2 separate regions of the Homo sapiens genome follow, and region 1 is linked to region 2. A link is a loop called in an ENCODE intact Hi-C map of the cell type or tissue named here. Cell type or tissue: endothelial cell of umbilical vein. All regions are shown on one strand. Links, peaks and the distances in the headings refer to the core of each region. The heading gives the core; the rest is flanking DNA. Region 1 holds the start of LOC105371689 (a long non-coding RNA gene). Region 2 holds the start of SOX13 (SRY-box transcription factor 13).

What was found. Peaks named below come from ENCODE experiments on the same cell type or tissue, not always from the same donor. Only the 100,000 strongest peaks of a DNase experiment are listed, where the experiment ranks them.
Region 1: a loop joins it to region 2, with 5 times the contacts of the local background. A loop is called at or near these places in 7 of 110 quality-filtered maps.

The regions. Positions count from the first base shown.
Region 1 is chr1:203,991,441-203,999,765 of GRCh38, forward strand. It overlaps LOC105371689 (a long non-coding RNA gene), which reads left to right and starts at 5,346. Exons shown (of 3, transcript XR_922443.4): 1 at 5,346-5,402. RefSeq lists an enhancer at 5,097-5,660. In endothelial cell of umbilical vein, for the core only: no CTCF peak of the experiment used is centred there; a DNase peak (open chromatin) is centred at 3,951.
Region 2 is chr1:204,068,450-204,076,774 of GRCh38, forward strand. It overlaps SOX13 (SRY-box transcription factor 13), which reads left to right and starts at 4,666. Exons shown (of 14, transcript NM_005686.3): 1 at 4,666-5,262. RefSeq lists enhancers at 218-719, 5,345-6,037, 6,732-7,423. In endothelial cell of umbilical vein, for the core only: no CTCF peak of the experiment used is centred there; DNase peaks (open chromatin) are centred at 4,692, 5,182 and 6,372; H3K4me3 peaks cover 2,998 bases; H3K27ac peaks cover 2,298 bases.

The DNA of each region.
Region 1 (8,325 bases), core at 11-8,010, 77 kb before region 2:
ACAAAACCCTGTCTCTACTAAAAGTACAAAAATTAGCCAGGCATGATGGTGGGTGCTTGTAATCCCAGCTACTTGGGAGGCTGAGGCAGGAGAATTGCTTGAACGTGGAAGGCGGAGGTTGCAGTGAGCTGAGATCTAGCCATTGCACTCCAGCCTGGGAAACAAGAATGAAACTCCATGGGAAAAAAAAAAAATTTTTTTTTGTGGAGACAGGCTCTCGCCATGTTGCCCAGAACTCCTGGGCTGAAGTGATCCTCCCTCCTCAGCCTCTCAAAGTGCTGGGATTACAGGCCTGAACCACCTCACCCAGCCCAATCTGATTCTTGTTTCTTGGTAAATAATCTGTCTTCCCTCTTTAGTAGCTTTTAAGATTTCCCTTTCTTGTTTTCAAGTGTGGCTATGAGTTTTTAAACCTATTCCCTCTCTCATTTTATGTGTTTGGAGAAGGAGGAGGTTTCAACTTTGCTCCACCTGCTGTCTTGACCCAGAACTTGGTTCCTGCATGACTAAATGGAGCAGACTTGCTTTGATGGCATATACTCATTATTTTGAATCATCCACTTTTGTGTAGTGTTGCAAAAACCTCATGCCCCTCAGGCCCTGATAAAGTTTATATACCTATTTGGATTTAAGTGTCATTAACATTGGTGAATGTCTGTGTTTTTTTTAGTTCTTGTGTCTTCTTCTTCTTTTTTTTTTTTTTTTTTTTTTTGAGGCAGTCTTGCTCTGTTGCCCAGGCTGGAGTGCAGTGGTGTAATCTTGGCTCACTGCAACCTCCTCCCTGGTTCAAGCGATTCTCCTGCCTCAGCCTCCCGAGTAGCTGGGATAACAGGCACCCACCACCAAGCCTGGCTAATTTTTGTATTTTTAGTAGAGATGGGGTTTCGCCATGTTGGCCAGGCTGCTCTCGAACTCCTGACCTCAAGCAATCCACCTGCCTCGGGCCTCCCAAATTGCTGGTATTACAGGCATGAGCCACCACGACTGGCCACTTGTGTCTTCTTTTAGAGTTTTTCCCCTTCTCTTCTTTCTGGCTGTAAGCTGCCACTTGATTCCAATGTCCATATACACATCTATAGCAATATTTTGCCTGTTGCTTGGGCTCTACGCTACTCAGAATGATTCCTCCTGCTTCACTGCACAGAACAGATGTACTGTCTCTATGTCTATAGCTCCTGCCTCCAAACTCAGCTTGTGACTTCACTTTCAAAACCCACAGGATTACTCACGTGCTCTAGCAAACAATGGAATATCTCTTATGATTCCTTTTCTTTTTCCAACTAGTTCAGCAAACAAAGAGATGATATAGAAATGTATTTCTTTATTGATAGAACTCATGTACTTCATTAGTGAGGCATTGTACTTGACTTCTAATAACAAAGGCCTAAATTAAAGGACTTAATCTAATAAAAGCTTTTCTCGCCCTGTATAAAAAACTTCAGAGGTATGCAATTTGAAGCTTGTATTGTGGGCTCCTCAGTCATCTGGGCTCAAGCACTTTCTGTTTTTCTGTTTGGCCTTCCTTAACACAAAAGTTTCAAACTCAGTGGCCCTTTGTGGTCACAAGATGGCTGCTGGAGATCCAGTGATCATGACCAGGTTCTATTTATTTATGTATTTATTTTTATTTTTATTTTTTTGGGATGAAGTCTCGCTCTGTCACCCAGGCTGGAGTGCAGTGGTGCGATCTCGGCTCACTGCAACCTCTGCCTCCCAGGTTCAAGCAATTCTTCTGCCTCAGCCTCCTGAGTAGCTGGGATTACAGGTGCATGCCACCAAGCCTGGCTAAGTTTTGTATTTTTAGTAGAGACTGGGTTTCACCATGTTGATCAGGCTGGTCTCGAACTCCTGACCTTGTGATCCACCTGCCTTGGGCTCCCAAAGTGCTGAGATTACAGGCATGAGCCAATGTGCCCTGCTGGTTCTTTTTATTTTTTAAGAGATGAGGTCTTGCTACGTGCCCAGGCTGGACTCAAACTCCTGGGCTCAAGCAGTGATCCTCTTACACGTGCCGCCATGCCTGGCTGATCATAACTACATTCCAGACAGGACAAAGAGGAAAGTGAGAAGGGTGAAAAGATATGCCTACCACCAGAGTTAGCCCCTTTTAAAGTTTCCAGATGCTCTACCTCTTCCACATATATTTCTTCGGCCATCTCTAGCTGTAAGGGAGATACTTTGTTATCTCACATAAATGGAATATATTTCTTTATGCCATTGCTTTTGATTAGTCTGCAGCCTATATTAGCTTACGTCCTTGTTCTCAGCCATATTCTAGTTAGATGAGATATGACTCAATTTTTTTTTTTTTGAGTTGGAGTCTTATTCTGTTCCCTAGGCTAGAGTGCAGTGGCATGATCATGGCTCACTGCAAGGCTGGGCGTGGTGGCTCACGCCTGTAATCTCAGCACTTTGGGAGGCCGAGGCGGGCGGATCACAAGGTCAGGAGTTCGAGAACAGCCTGGCTAACATAGTGAAATCCCATGTCTACTAAAAATACAAAAAAATTAGCCAGGCGTGGTGGCGGGCACCTTTAATCCTAGCTACTCAAGAGGCTGAGGCAGGAGAATCGCTTGAACCTGGGAGGCGGAGGTTGCAGTGAGCCGAGATTGTGCCACTGCACTCCAGCCAGGGTGACAGTGCGAGACTCTGTCTCAAAAAAAAAAAAAATTAATAATGGCTCACTGCAACTTGGAACCCCTGGGCTCAAGCAGTCCTTCCACCTCAGCTTCCTGTGTAGCTGGGATTACAGGTGCATGCCACCATGCCTGGCTAATTTTTAAGTGTTTTGTAGAGGTAAGGTCTTGCTATGTTGCCCTGGCTGGTCTTGAACTTCTGGCCTCAAGTGATCCTCCCACCTTTGGCCTCCCAAGTGCTGTACCAATTTTAAAAAGAAATGTAAATGTTTTTATTTTCATGGCCCTTGGCTGTTTTCAAAGATCATATCAATAACTGTAAAATGGATAAAACACTCACCATCAAAATCATTGAAGGTAGCTAACTTGAAATGCCATCCAGGAACCACTGTAGAATTGGCAACATTGACTCACACTCTTCTCAGTTAGTTCAATTCCACCTTTACTGGGTGCCTATAGCGCTGGCCAGGCACCAGTTACCTGTGGTGAATACAGGAACAATCAAGATTGCCCTGTCCTTGAAGAGTTCCATTTTAGTGCCTTACAAGTAACTGAAGGCAGCGGGAAGCCACCAGTGGTTTTACACAGAGCCAAAAAGTGATCACCTCTATATCTTTGAAAGACAGCTCAGACTACATACGGTGAGTGGGAAGAGTACAGAGGATTGAGGCAGGGGATTTTGTTCTAGAGGCCAAATATTGTTCTGCATTGCTGTGTCATTGCTGTCTGTTAATTGCACCCCACGTTCCGCACCACTTGCCTCATCTATCCCAGAATCTTATCCCTCACCTTTAGATTTTTCTCACCTCAAACCTTCAGTTCCATACCCACCCTACCAGAAGTTCAGGGATAGTCAAAGTGGCTTTCTGAGATCAAGAGTCCACAATGTCTTCATGAATCCATTCTTTGCACATTTACGAAGCTCTGCATATGCTCTGGGCTCTGCGCTATGGGCTAGAGTTGCAAAGGTGGATCAGACTCAATTCTTGCTTCCAAGGCAGGGACAAAGTTTTTTGCTTCTCTTTCTACTTGAAGAGTATTAAGAATCTAAACTGATCTTGGCTAGAGAAGGCAGATAGAGGAGACGGGTGGAGCAAGAATCAGAACAAAAAATGGGTAGCCTGGGATTGATAGCCATGAAATCAGGAGGGCAGATTTGTCCTCAGGGCCCAGTAGTACTTTTCTCTGAAGCCAGAGACGGCCTCCTTCCCTTCCTTTTTCCCTTCTTGCTCCTCTGGTCTCCTCACAGCCAAGCCTGGCTTCCATTCAAACTTTCCGGAAATCCCCTACCCAATTTCCAGCTTTTCAAACAATGACTCTCTGGAGAATATTCCCATTGTCCTTGGAATTAGAACAATGAGAGAGTAGAGCCTCCTCTCTGGCTTCAGACTACATCCCTGCTCCCAGCCAGCCTCCCACCAAAGTAAAAGCTTCCTCGACTCTCCAATCGCTGTTCCCATCTGTAGTGAGGCAGAAAGACAGGGGAAGTATAAGAAAAAGCATTTTCTACAAGTCAACCCAGCCCCTTAAGCACTACCTGGTGCCTTTCTTCTCCCAGCTAGAACTGAGAAGAATCTCTCTACAGGACTGGGATTGGACACCTGCCTATGCTCTGGGTTGGCAAGCAAGCTCCGGGTTTGACTGCTGTGTTTTCTAAATCTCTCTCTCTCTCTTTCTTTTCTTTTTTTTTCTGAGACATAGTCTTGCTCTGTCGCCCAGGCTGGAGTGCAGTGGCGCCATCTCAGCTCACTGCTGCAACCTCCGTCTCCCGGGTTCAAGCGATTCTCCCACCTCAGCCTCCTAAGTAGCTGAGATTACAAGCACCCACCACCATGCTGGGCTAATTTTTGTATTTTTAGTAGAGATGGGGTTTCATCATGTTGGCCAGGCTGGTCTCGAACTCTGGACCTCAAGTGATCCGCCTGTCTTGGTCTCCCAAAGTGCTGGGATTACAGGCGTGAGCCACCGTGCCAGCCTCTAAATCTCTTTTGATGCCTCAGTTTCCCCCCATCATTGAGGTGAGAGGACCCAGAGGCCATTCTGAAGGGATTGGCAGTCTAATTTTCCTCACTGCCTACTCCTCTTCCACTCCCTACTCTGACCCTAGGAGACTCCTGTCCCCTTTCTACCCAGTTCAGCCAAAAGCGCTGCTGGATGGGGAGGGTGCAGGCGGGGCTTTTCTTGCACCATCCTGGCGCCTGACTGGGTCAAGTTACTGGAGGCAGTCTGGATTTGAATGTGCAAATAAACAGAGGTTGCTTTGATCCTTGAGGCTGACAGGGAGGGGGAAGAAAACGGAGTGCCCTGGTCAGAGAAGTGCATGCTGGGCACTTGAAAGAGGGTTTGGGGGATGTGGAGCATGAGCTTGTCCTTATTCCTTTGACTGGACCAAAAACCTAATTTGTTAAAAAAAAAAAAAAATAGAGAGATCTTGAAAGAGTCAGGGACCCACATCAGACATTTCAGACCTCCTCTGGGAACCAAATATTCCAATGGCCTTTCTGCCTTGTCACCAGGAGGGGAGTGGGTTGCTTGAAGCCCACCCTCCCTCAAGGCTCTCTTGCCTTTGGGACATCTTGGGTGCCACTTGGGAGAAGGAGAAGCAGGATGGAACTATGAGGTGTGTGTGGTTCGGGGTGGGGCTGTAGGTTGGGAGGGGGTAGGGCCTATTGTCTCCCTGGGCACCAATCCACAGCCACAGGCAGGCTTAGAGACGGAGAGACAAAGGAGGGAATGGGAGAGCACAAAGGGAGCGGGAATGAAATGGTAAGTAAAGGCAAACAAAAGTGAGCCGGGGGAGACAAAAGCTGGGAACAATATTCCCCAGGCAATAGGCTCGGGAACAATAGGGACACTGACAGCCCCACAAAGACACCAGTGTCTCCAAGTAGACGTTATCTCAGGCAGTGGTTGGCAGCCCCACTCTGGCTGCAGCTATTTTCAGTGCCGCTTTTGTGCCATGCTGAACAATATTCCTTGCATGGCTGCTGATAGAAAGATGAGAAGGTTTCTGTTTGATTCTTCTCTTCCTTCCCTCCCCCCTCCCCTTTTTCCAGCCCCCACCAGCTCCAGGCAGTCTGAGCTCAAGTCTCTGGCCTGGTTAGGGGTGTGTGTGTGTGTGTGTGTGTGTGTGTGTGTGTGTGTGTGTGTGTGTTGGGAAGAGACCAAGTGGGGAGGGTCTCTATCTGGGCTTCCAGTTGCCCTCAATCTTATCAGGGCCTCCATGGAGGGAAGCTAGTAGAGTGGAGATTAGGGCTGGGCCAGTGGGGCTGAGAACTGAGGTGTGCGAGGAGGATCATCAGGGCAGTGGATTCTGCCCTTGCCCCAAATCACAAGACCAGCCTGAGTGAGTGACTATAAAAAGCCCTGCTTAGCAAAGGTTTTGCCTGTTGCTTGGCTATTCACATACATAATAGCCAAGGCCATAAGGGGTCCACCCTGTCATTCCACCCCTTCCTCCTTTGTGCCCACAAGTGTTCCCCACTCTACCCCCATAGCCACTGCTTTCTCCCATTCTTGTTTGTAGTTTTACCAGCCCCTTGACTAGCTCCCAACTTCCCTCCCCACCTCCGCCACTGCCAGATGAACCTAAGAGATCGGGGAAACTAGTCCTAGCTTGGGAAAAGACTGGTATGCACTGGCCCTTCCTTAGGCCTGATGGCCACTCCCACAGGGGTGTCCATGATCTTCATCCACAGTGCTGCTATTCCCCACCAAGTATCTCCCCTGTGTTCCTCCCTAGAGGAACTCTGACCCTAGAACATTGAGTCAGAGGTGTCCTTTCCCAGGGCCCCCTTGTGCATACGGCTGGTGTACTCTTAGTTTTCTCAGTATCTTAGCCCACTATGGCTGCCCCCGTGGGCTTAGATAAACTTTACAGTTTTTCGTCTAGCTGGTCTTCTTCTCCATATTACTATTCTATTCAGGTTATTTTGCTAGGTGGCTAAACTACTAAATTTCAGTTCTCTGACTTCCTCAAAAAAAAAGAGACCAAATTTCTTGGGAAGGCATTTATATAAAAATTTTGGCCAGGTGCTGTGGCTCACACCTGTAATCCCAGCACTTTGGGAGGCTGAGGCAGGCGGATCACGAGGTCAAGAGATCAAGACCATCCTGGCCAACATGGTGAAACCTCATCTCTACTAAAAATAACAAAAATTAGGCCGGGCATGGTGGTTCATGCCTGTAATCCCAGCACTTTGGGTGGCTGAGGCGGCCAGATCACGAGGTCAAGAGATCCAAACCATCCTGGCCAACATGATGAAACCCCTTCTCTACTAAAAACACAAAAATTAGCTGGGCGTGGTGGCATGCACCTGTAGTCCCAACTACTGGGGAGGCTGAGGCAGGAGAATCGCTTGAACCTGGGAGGCGGAAGTTGCAGTAAGCCGAGATCATGCCATTGCACTCCAGCCTGGATGACAGAGCCAGACTCCGTCTCAAAATAAATAAATAAATAAATAAAAATACAAAAATTAGCTGGGCATGGTGGCATGCACCTGTAGTCCCAGCTACTCAGGAGGCTGAGGAAGGAGAATCACTTTAACCTGGGAGGCAGAAGTTGCAGTGAGCCAAGATCACACCACTGCACTCCAGCCTGGCGACAGAGTGAGACTCCGTCTCAAAAAAAAAAATTTTCAAGCACAATGCTGTCCTGAGTCTAGACACTCAGGTTGACCCAGAAGGTTGAGTCATTGTGTAATCTGTGGGACTTGTGGCTATTTGTCCAGTGTTTTTTTTGTTTGTTTGTTTTTTTGTTTTTTTTTTTTCGAGATGGAGTCTCATTCTTGTTGCCCAGGCTGGAGTGCAATGGCATGATCTCAACTCGCTGCAACCTCTGCCTCCCAATTTCAAGTGATTATCCCACCTCAGCCTCCCGAGTAGCTGGGATTACAGGCACCTGCCACCATGCCCAGCTAATTTTTGTATTTTTAGTAGAGACGGGGTTTCACCATGTTGGCCAGGCTGGATATTTGTCCAGCTTTCTAAATATAAGTTCGCTTTTTGAAGGCAGAAAACACTTTCATACCTCTATTGGCTACTTCATGGCATCATGGTACACAATGAGTTCTTAATGAACACTTGCTGAATTGGACTGAATTTAGAGAATCAGAAGGGACCTTAAAGCTCATCTAATACCTTACTACTCAAAATGTTGTCTCTGGCTCAGCAGCATCAGCATCACCTGAGAACTTGATAGAAATGCAGAATCTCAGACTTCCTGAATCAGCATCTGCATTTTAACAAGCTCCCCAGGTAATCCATATGCTCCTGAAGACACAGACAACTGGTCTAGTACAGCTACTGCCTCCCTGCCTTCCCCAAACTACTACCTGTTTTATAACATTATCACCATCCATCACCTAGAATCTTAGAAACCATGAGCCAGACTAGGCCATCCAGCTGGCAACTACAGAAAGACCTCGGTGGACATGAGCTTACTATCTGTGGTAACAGTCAGTTCCATGGTTGGAATAAAATCATATGGAACAGAATTAAATTTGCATGAAACAGCCTTGGGAATGGGACTTTGCACTTAGTATATACTCAATCAAAGACTGTTGAGGAAAAGGTCTAAATAATCTATTATTACCTCTCTTGAATGATTACTATGATAGTTCATTTTATGTGTCAACTTGACTGGGACATGAGGTGCCCAGACATTTGGTCAAACATTATTCTGGGCATG
Region 2 (8,325 bases), core at 295-8,294:
AGGGTCTTGAAGAATAAACAATTGTTTGATAAGCTACTGGTTTGCCCAGTTAAGCAAACTATTGTCCCGAGAAGGGGGCTGTTTGAGCAGTCTATTGTTCAGATAAATTGATTTTCAGGAAGTTCCTGAAGGAAATAATGAAGTTATTTACCAGTTTACAGTCTTATCTTCCTGGGGAAGAAATTTCTGGAACAAATATTAAAGTCATGCAGATGTAGGCAGCCTCAGTGAAATGATGTCACCGCAGGTGAGGCCGTTGTAGTCTGGCTGAGTGGTAGGTAATTGTGGCCTGGACTAGGGTGGGGTGGTAAAGACAGGAATGGATGGATTGGGATATATTTTTGGAGATAGGCCAGTGACTCACTAAATTGATTAGATGAGCGAGAAACAATCACAGATGATGGCTAGGTTTTTGACTTGAGCCATTAGGTAGGTGGTAGTACCATTTACTGGATGGGAAAGAAGATGGTACTGGGTTGGGGATGATGGTTAAAGGTTCAATGTTAGGGTTAGGATGTGGAAGCCATCCTCACAGGGTTAGCAAGTATTACATGCTAGGTTCTGGGCGGAAATACTGTTATAATTTAACCTTAATAGGCAAGTGCGGTGGCTCACACCTGTAATCCCAGCACTTTGGGAGGCCGAGGCGAGAGGATCACTTGAGCCCAGGAGTTTGAGATTAGCCTGGGCAACATAGCAAGATCTTGTCTCTACACAAAATGAAAAACAATTAGCCAGGCAGGGTGGCTCATGCCTGTGTATGTAGTCCCAGCTACTTGGGAGGCTGAGGTGGAAGGATCACTTGAGCCCAGGAGGTTGAGGCTGCAGTGAGCCGTGACTTCACCACTGCACTCCAGCCTGGGTGACAGCAAGACCGTGTCTCAAAAAAGAAAGAAAGAAAGAAAAAGCATTAATTAGGTTGCACTTTGGCGCACTTCCTTGTTGCTAAAAGTTCCATAGAACCAGATACTGACCATTTGCATCCCCATTTTTCCTATAGATAGGATTTCTGATGTTAGAATCATAAGGCTTTTGTTGAAGAATCGATTTGCATCCCCATTGTTCCTATAGATAGGATCACTGACGTTGGAATCATAAGGCTTTTGTTTAAGATTTGCTTAAGATGTTTTTAGCTCTTGAGTTCCAGCAGAATGGCTGATGCCACCAGTTTGAAGACCCTCACAGAGGAGCGTAATCAGCATGAGAATGCAGTTTCTTCATCTCCCTGTCCCGTGACTCTGCGTCACGGGACATCCACAGTGATCCCCACACCTCGGCCCACTCCAAACCCCTTAAAATCCCTAGCCCCCAACTCTTCGGAGAAGCAGATTTGAGGTTTTCTCTCCTCTCCTTGTTCAGCCTTGCATTTAAAATTCTTTTTCTGTTGCAACCCTCGGTGTTGGTGTATTGACTTGCAGGCCCTCAGGCAATGGACCCATTACGGTTACAATGTCTGTGAGGCCCTGGGGTAGAAACATCAAGTGTGTGGTTGGATAATAGTCTTGGATATTAAATAATTGGGAGAATCATCACCACATAGTTGGTACTTAAAGCTATGGAAAAGGACAAAATTTTACCTAGGGAGATGTGGTAGGAGGAAAATAGGGTGTAGGAGAGAGCCCACAGGGAATGCCCACCTGGAGACCAGGATGGAGGAGGGAACATAAAAAAGGGTGGCTGGGAAAGAGCAGCCAGTGAGGTGGGAGGACTCAAGAAAGTGTGGACTCATGAAGTGAGTGTTTCAAGGAGTGGCTGACTGGGTTACATCATGTAAATTTGATAGTTGTTCCTGGGAAATGGTGCAGTAGTAGAGAAAATCTAGAATCTTCAGTCAGATAGCTTCCTGTCTCACTAATTGGAGCTTCATTTTTCTTATCTCTAAAATGGGATTCCAGGTACTCAGGGACTTGCAAAGAGATGGAATTAAATTAAATTAAAAAATAAGATAAAATGGGGATAATGACACCAACATCACAGAACTGGGATAAGGTACAAATAGATACCATATAGGAAAACAGTATTGTGCCTAAGACCCAGTAGGGAGACACTTTATATCTTAATTTGGTGGCAGTGAGTGGAAGGGCTGATCTTTGCTCTTCCTCTCTTAATCTGCTGTTGCTAAGGACAGCTGCAGGGAGGTACCCACAATCAAGTTGCCCCCCTGAAGATGATCAGGGGCCAGAGAAAAACAACCAGATATATGGAAAACACAGGCATGTTGTCTGGGAGGAGGAAAGTCTTGGTGGCACTTGGGTACCCTTTTTTTTTTTTTTTTTTTTAGACAGAGTTTCCCTCTTGTTGCCCAGGCTGGAGTGCAGTGGCATGATCTCAGCTCACCACAACCTCCGCCTCCCGGGGTTCAAGCAATTCTCCTGCCTCAGCCTCCTGATTAGCTGGGATTACAGGCATGAGCCACCACGCCCGGCTAATTTTGTATTTTTAGTAGAGATGGGGTTTCTCCATGTTGGTCAGGCTGGTCCCAAACTCCCGACCTCAGGTGATCCTCCTGCCTCAGACTCCCAAAGTGCTGGGATTACAGGCGCGAGCCACCGCGCCCGGCAATTTGGGTAACCCTTTCATGATTTCTAGGATGGCTTCATCCATAGTTATCCAAACATCAAGCCTTTAATGTTGGCTTCTCCCACTCTCTTACACCCACCTGTTTTCTCCTTTCCATTCCCCCTACTCCCAGCTTAGCTCAGGCCTGCATCATTTTTACCCTGGCCACTGCCATTGTCTGGTCACTGGCCTCCTTCCTACCTCCAGCTAGATTGATGCCATCTGAGACCTTGCTTAGAATCCTTCAGTGGCTCCCCATTTCCTTCCATCAACAAGTATTGATCAATAAGTATTTATGAAGGGCCTGCTCTTTCCCAATCTCTGGCTAGGCACACTGGAGAGATACATCCCTGCCCTTGTGGAGCTTACAGTCCAGGGCGGAGACAGACAAATGAATGGTTACCATATTATTTACAAATGGGGTTTTTCCAGAGCCCACAGATGGGGCACCTGGCCCAGATATGGCCATCAAGAAAGGCTTCAGGGAAAGTTGATGTCTAGGCTGAGACCTAAAAGATGAATAAAAGGAGTTAGCCAGGCAAAGCAGTGGGCAAGGATGAGCCCTTAGAAGGCCTTCAGAGCCTTGCTGACCATCACCTTTGAACACATGCTGGCCACCCACACTGTGGGCATAGACTTATTAGTAGGTCCATGATTGTCACTCCTTTAATCTGCCCTACACCCACAGGTCCTTCCAAGACCCATTTCAGATGCCACCTCCCCCAAGAAGTTCCAGTCCCCATATCCCAGTGTCTTTGGTGGCCCTGTGCCCATTTGCCTGCCCTATCTTAGCCCTCTCCACTTCACTGCAATGGTATATTCACCCATTCCTTTACAAAATCAGAATCCAGAAAGGGCAGGACACCGTCTCATTTGTCTTCGTGTCCCCAGCACCCCGGTAAGCCAGGCATAGGTAGACTTTTTTTTTTTTTTTTTTTTGAGACAGAGTCTTACTCTGTCACCCAGGCTAGAGTGCAGTGGTGCGATCTCCACTCACTGCAACCTCTGCCTCCTGGGTTCAAGCAATTCTTCTGCCTCAGCCTCTTGAGTAGTTGGAATTACAGGCATGCACCACCACACCCGGCTAATTTTTGTATTTTTAGTAGAGAGGGGTTTTCACCATGTTGGCCAGGCTGGTCTCGAACTCCCAACCTCAGGTGATCTGCTGCCTTGGCCTCCCAAAGTGCTGGGATTACAGGCGTGAGCCACTGCGCCCGGTCATATGTAGACATTTGATAAATACGTTGAATGAAAGGAAACCAACTCTCCATTCTCCCCCACCCTCCCATATAATGGGACAGGAGAAAATAAGATTTATTTGAGAGGCTGCAAATGACAGGATTAGGGAGTGGTTGGAGATATCAGGAATCCGTCTAGCTACAGGTGAGATCAGGTTTTGTTTTTTTTGAGACGGAGTCTCGCCCTGTCGCCCAGGCAGGAGTGAGTGCAATGGCGCGATCTCGGCCCACTGCAACCTCCCACTCCCGGGTTCAAGCGATTCTCCTGCCTCAGCCTCCCGAGTAGGGGGTTACAGGCGCGCCACCACGCCCGGCTAATTTTTTGTATTTTTAGTAGAGACGGGGTTTCACCGTGTTAGCCAGGATTGTCTCCATCTCCTGACCTCGTGATCCGCCCCCGTCGGCCTCCCAAAGTGCTGGGATTACAGGCGTGAGCCACCGCGCCCGGCAGAGATCAGGTTCTTAAGGGAAGTCCGGAGAAATGGGGTTTTTAAAAAACCCGAGTCCAGGCTATCTGTTTGGAGGGGTTGGGAGGCTTGGAGCTGGACCAATAACTTCTTAGGTCTTGCTTTAAGGAGTGAAGATTCTCTGTAGCGACCCTCATACCTGGGCAGTGGGAGCGGGCAGAATCCTTCTTTCTTCTCTTCTCTACACCCCCTCACTCCACCCCCACCCTTCCCCGCCGCCCGTAAACCTTAGCTTTCCCCTTTCCAACAGAGGTTTCCAGCTGTTGATGCCTGGATGGACCCGGCTGCAGGGAGGAGGAGGAAACTCTCTGTCCCTCCCTTCTTCTGCAAGTCCCCACCCTCCCTCCCTCCTCCCCCTGCGCGCTCTCGGTCTCCCTCCCTCTTTCTCCTCTAGGCTGTCCAGTCGCCTCGCAGCAGCGAGCCGCGAGCGCCCTTCTCCAGTCCCGGCTTGGAACTGAACTGTGTGAGCACGGGTCCTGGAACCCGGGCCCAGAACCGGCGAGCCCAGGTCTGAGCCCAGAGCTCAGCGGTCAGCCTCGTAGGCCCTGACTCGGAATCGAGCCGAGGCGCTGAGGTTGGAGCCGGAGAGCGTGAGAGCCGAAGAGCAGGGAGGGCGGGCCGGCTGCGCGTCCGACGAGTCGCAGAGCAGGACCGCGGAAGGCAGGGAGACGGCCGCAAGCCCAGGGCAGAGGGCAGAGGGCAGAGAGCGGCCTGGCTCGGCGGAGAGGGCGCCGCCCGGCCGGAACCAAGCTCGCCGCCCGGGACGGCGGGCCCCGTGGGGCGCGGACCCAGGGTGGCCGTGGGTCCGCAGCGACTCCCCGGCCGACGGCGGGGGGCGTGCCCCCTCCCAGCCCAGCCTCCCCAACCCGGCCCGCCCGCCGCGTCGCGGGGGCATGTGAGCGGGAAGCCTAGGCTGCCAGCCGCGAGGACCGCACGGAGGAGGAGCAGGAGCGCGGAGCCGCGAGCCCCGAGCCCCGAGCCCGGCGCCTGGCTGAGTAGTAAGTGCACCCCTCCCCGCCATGATCGCGCCGTCGCGCCCATTTCCCCAGCTCTCTGAAGTTTGACACTTGCGCCCCTACGTTTCTGGGCACCCACCGGCTCTCTTCCCTGCGAGTTTCCACCCTGTGCAAAGTTTTTCGAGGAGAGACGGACCCTCACCTACCCCCAACAACGCTGGGCAGTGGCGGCTCCTCCCTGGCCGACTTGGGTCCTTGTGGAGAGGGATGGCAGCCTCTAAGGCAGTGCGTGGCTGTGTGTGTGTTTGTGTGTGTGTGTGTGTGTGTGTGTACGCGCGCGCGCGCGCGCGTTCACCACGCGGGTCGAGCTTAGGGTGCACCCCCAACCCGCTCCTCGCCGACCGCAGAGGACTAGGTCTTTCTCATCAGCCCGACTATGCGCCTAGTTTAAGGATTTCTCAGCGGGAAGCCGAAGCGACCTGCGCGCGTCCTGCGTGGGGCTCAGGTGCCTGCGACGAGGCGCAGAGCTCCTCCACCATGGTTGCGTGGGGTGCTGGGGGACAGACGCGCTCCCCTTGCCACGGTTTCAGGGTCGTTCCCCAGCGGACCAGACCAGCGCGGCATCCTGTTTGTTTTCTGCTCCGGCTGCTCCTGTCCCACCCCCACCCCCACCGCAGGCTGCTTCTTGCTACCCCCACCTCCCGCCCTGGGATATCGTAGGTGAGCCTTTTCATCCCGATTCCGCTGCAAACGCTGATCGCGCCTAGGGGTAGGGAGATGCGGAGCGGGTAGTCGTTCAGTTCCCAGCGGCTCGCCATTGTTTTCCCACCCCGCGCGTTCCGTACGTAAACACACACGCACACACAAGGTTGTGTGTGTGCGCCGGCTCTGGCTGCTTCCCGTCCCCAGGCGCGCAGGGATCGCCCGCGGGATTCGCTCAGCTGCCCGCATGGGTCTTCAGGCTGGAGGCGCTCCAGGACTTAACTGGAGCTGGAGAGGACAAGAGACGTGGGGGTTGCCGGACAGTACCGGGCGGGGCGGTGAGCCGGGCCTGGGCGGGAAGTGAATTTTGAACTTCAGCCCTGGACCTTTCCGGGAGGACCCCGAGCGCTGGAGCGGCGGCTCCCGCCCTGGAGGGCCCGCGGCAGCTGCAAAGACTCCGCTGGCGCTCTTGGCAGCCGCCTCGGTGACAGAGGCTTGGAGGAAGCCGAAGAGTTTTCCTGGGAAGTTTGCTTTGACTCTCTGGGAATTTCCGGGCAGGACGCCTCGGCGCTGGCGCTGGCGCTGGCGCTGGTGAAGGGGTCTGGCCAAAGACGGCCAGAGACGATGCTGCTGGCTCTTGACCACTAGGCTGTACTTGGCTCTCAGCAGTCCAAGTAGGTGGGTCTCTACCTCCCGGAGTTCATGCCTTCCAAACCAGTATCCCCCAAAGGATCACGACATGCCGGTTTCAAAGATGGGTGCATAACTCTGCTCGTTTTGGAGTCCAGGGAGGCAAGCTCGGTTCCAGCCGGGCGGCGCTCTCCGTCGAGCCAGGCCGCTCTCTGCCCTCTGCTCTCTGCCCTGGGCGTGGGGCTGTCTCCCTGCCTACCGCGGTTGTGCTTTCGGACTCGTCCGACGCGGCGCCAGCCCGCTACCTCCCGCTCTCCCTCTCCCCCGCTCCCTGGCTCCCCGGCTCCCTGACTCCGTAATCTGCGCCTCGGCGCAGTTGCGAGTCAGGGCCTGAGGCTGACCCCTGTTTCCACTGTGCTTCATTAGAAAGCGCTTCACAAGATGCTGGGATTCAGCACATTTGGATTCCAGTTCCCCATCGATGAGCAGCGTGGGTTTGGACTTCCCCGCATGCGAAATGGGCAGAGTTATGCACCCAACTTTGAAACTGGCATGTCGTGATCGTTTGGGGGATACTGGTTTGGAAGGCATGATCTCCAGGAGGGTAGGGACCCACCTACCTCTGGATCATTAAGGGCCAAATATAGCCTAGTGGTTAAGAGTCCTGGAGCTGGAGTTAGATCCCGGATGCCACTGGCGGTGTGACTCTGGGCAATTTAACTTAACCTCTGTGCCTCAGTTTCCTCAGCCATAAAATAGGGTTAATATGAACGCTTCATGGGGTTGTCTTGAGGATTAAAAGACTTAATAAAGTGAAACTGAGAACAGTGCCTGGCACATAATAAGTGCTAGGTAAATATGAGCTATTATTGCCATTATTACTTAACTGACCTTGTACAGAGCCCAGAAGAGCACTTGGTGATTGTGCTCAACTAATCAATTATAACATTGCCCACTTCTGGAGAGGAGGAGATCTTGTACTCTCTCCCACCCTTGCCTGATTCCAGCCCCTCAGATCAAACGTATCCTTCTTACTCCTTGTCTAGTGCCATCTTCTCGAGTCTTTTTTCTTTTTCTTGTTTCCTTCCTTTCTCCCTCCCTTCACAACTTTTGTGAAAGCATTTCATTCCCTCCTTTCCTCATTCTTAAAAATCAATCTTGGCTCAACTGCAGTGTTCTCTCCATGGAAATCAGGTCCCAGGAAGGAATTGTCTCCAAAAGGGTGTCCCTTGAGCGTCCTCAGCCTGGGCTGCTGGATCAGGATTGGATGTGCATTTGTGTCTCTGGGGCAGGGTGAATTTCCAGAGCAAAGAGCCTGTCAGGTGTCTGGGGCCCAGGGGAAGAGTCAGGTGGAATGGGCTGGGACTGTCCCAGGAGGAGCCCTGCTCCCTGGGTAGTGTCTGTGTCTCCTGCTGCTGGGCTCACTTGGGAACCTGGAATAGCACAGCTGCTTGGGTAGACTGGATGTGGGATTTGGGGTGAGGGGCAAAAGTGTCACCTCCAACTTTCCACTTGCAGTTGGAGGATTTTCTAGGAATTTGGGTTTGTCACAAGTTCCTTGTCTGATTCAGGACTCTGCAAATGCATAGCACAGGTAAGGGGCGAGCTGAGCAACCAGGAGGAAGAACAGGGTGCTGCTGCCCAGCCACACTGCCTTGGACAACAGGCTCCTGTCCTCCTTTCTCAGACCCTCCAACCTCCACCCCAGGCATGGGGGAGGATGGCCAGAAGGTTGCTTCTTCATGTTGGAGATCCTGCAATTGGCAGTTTTTA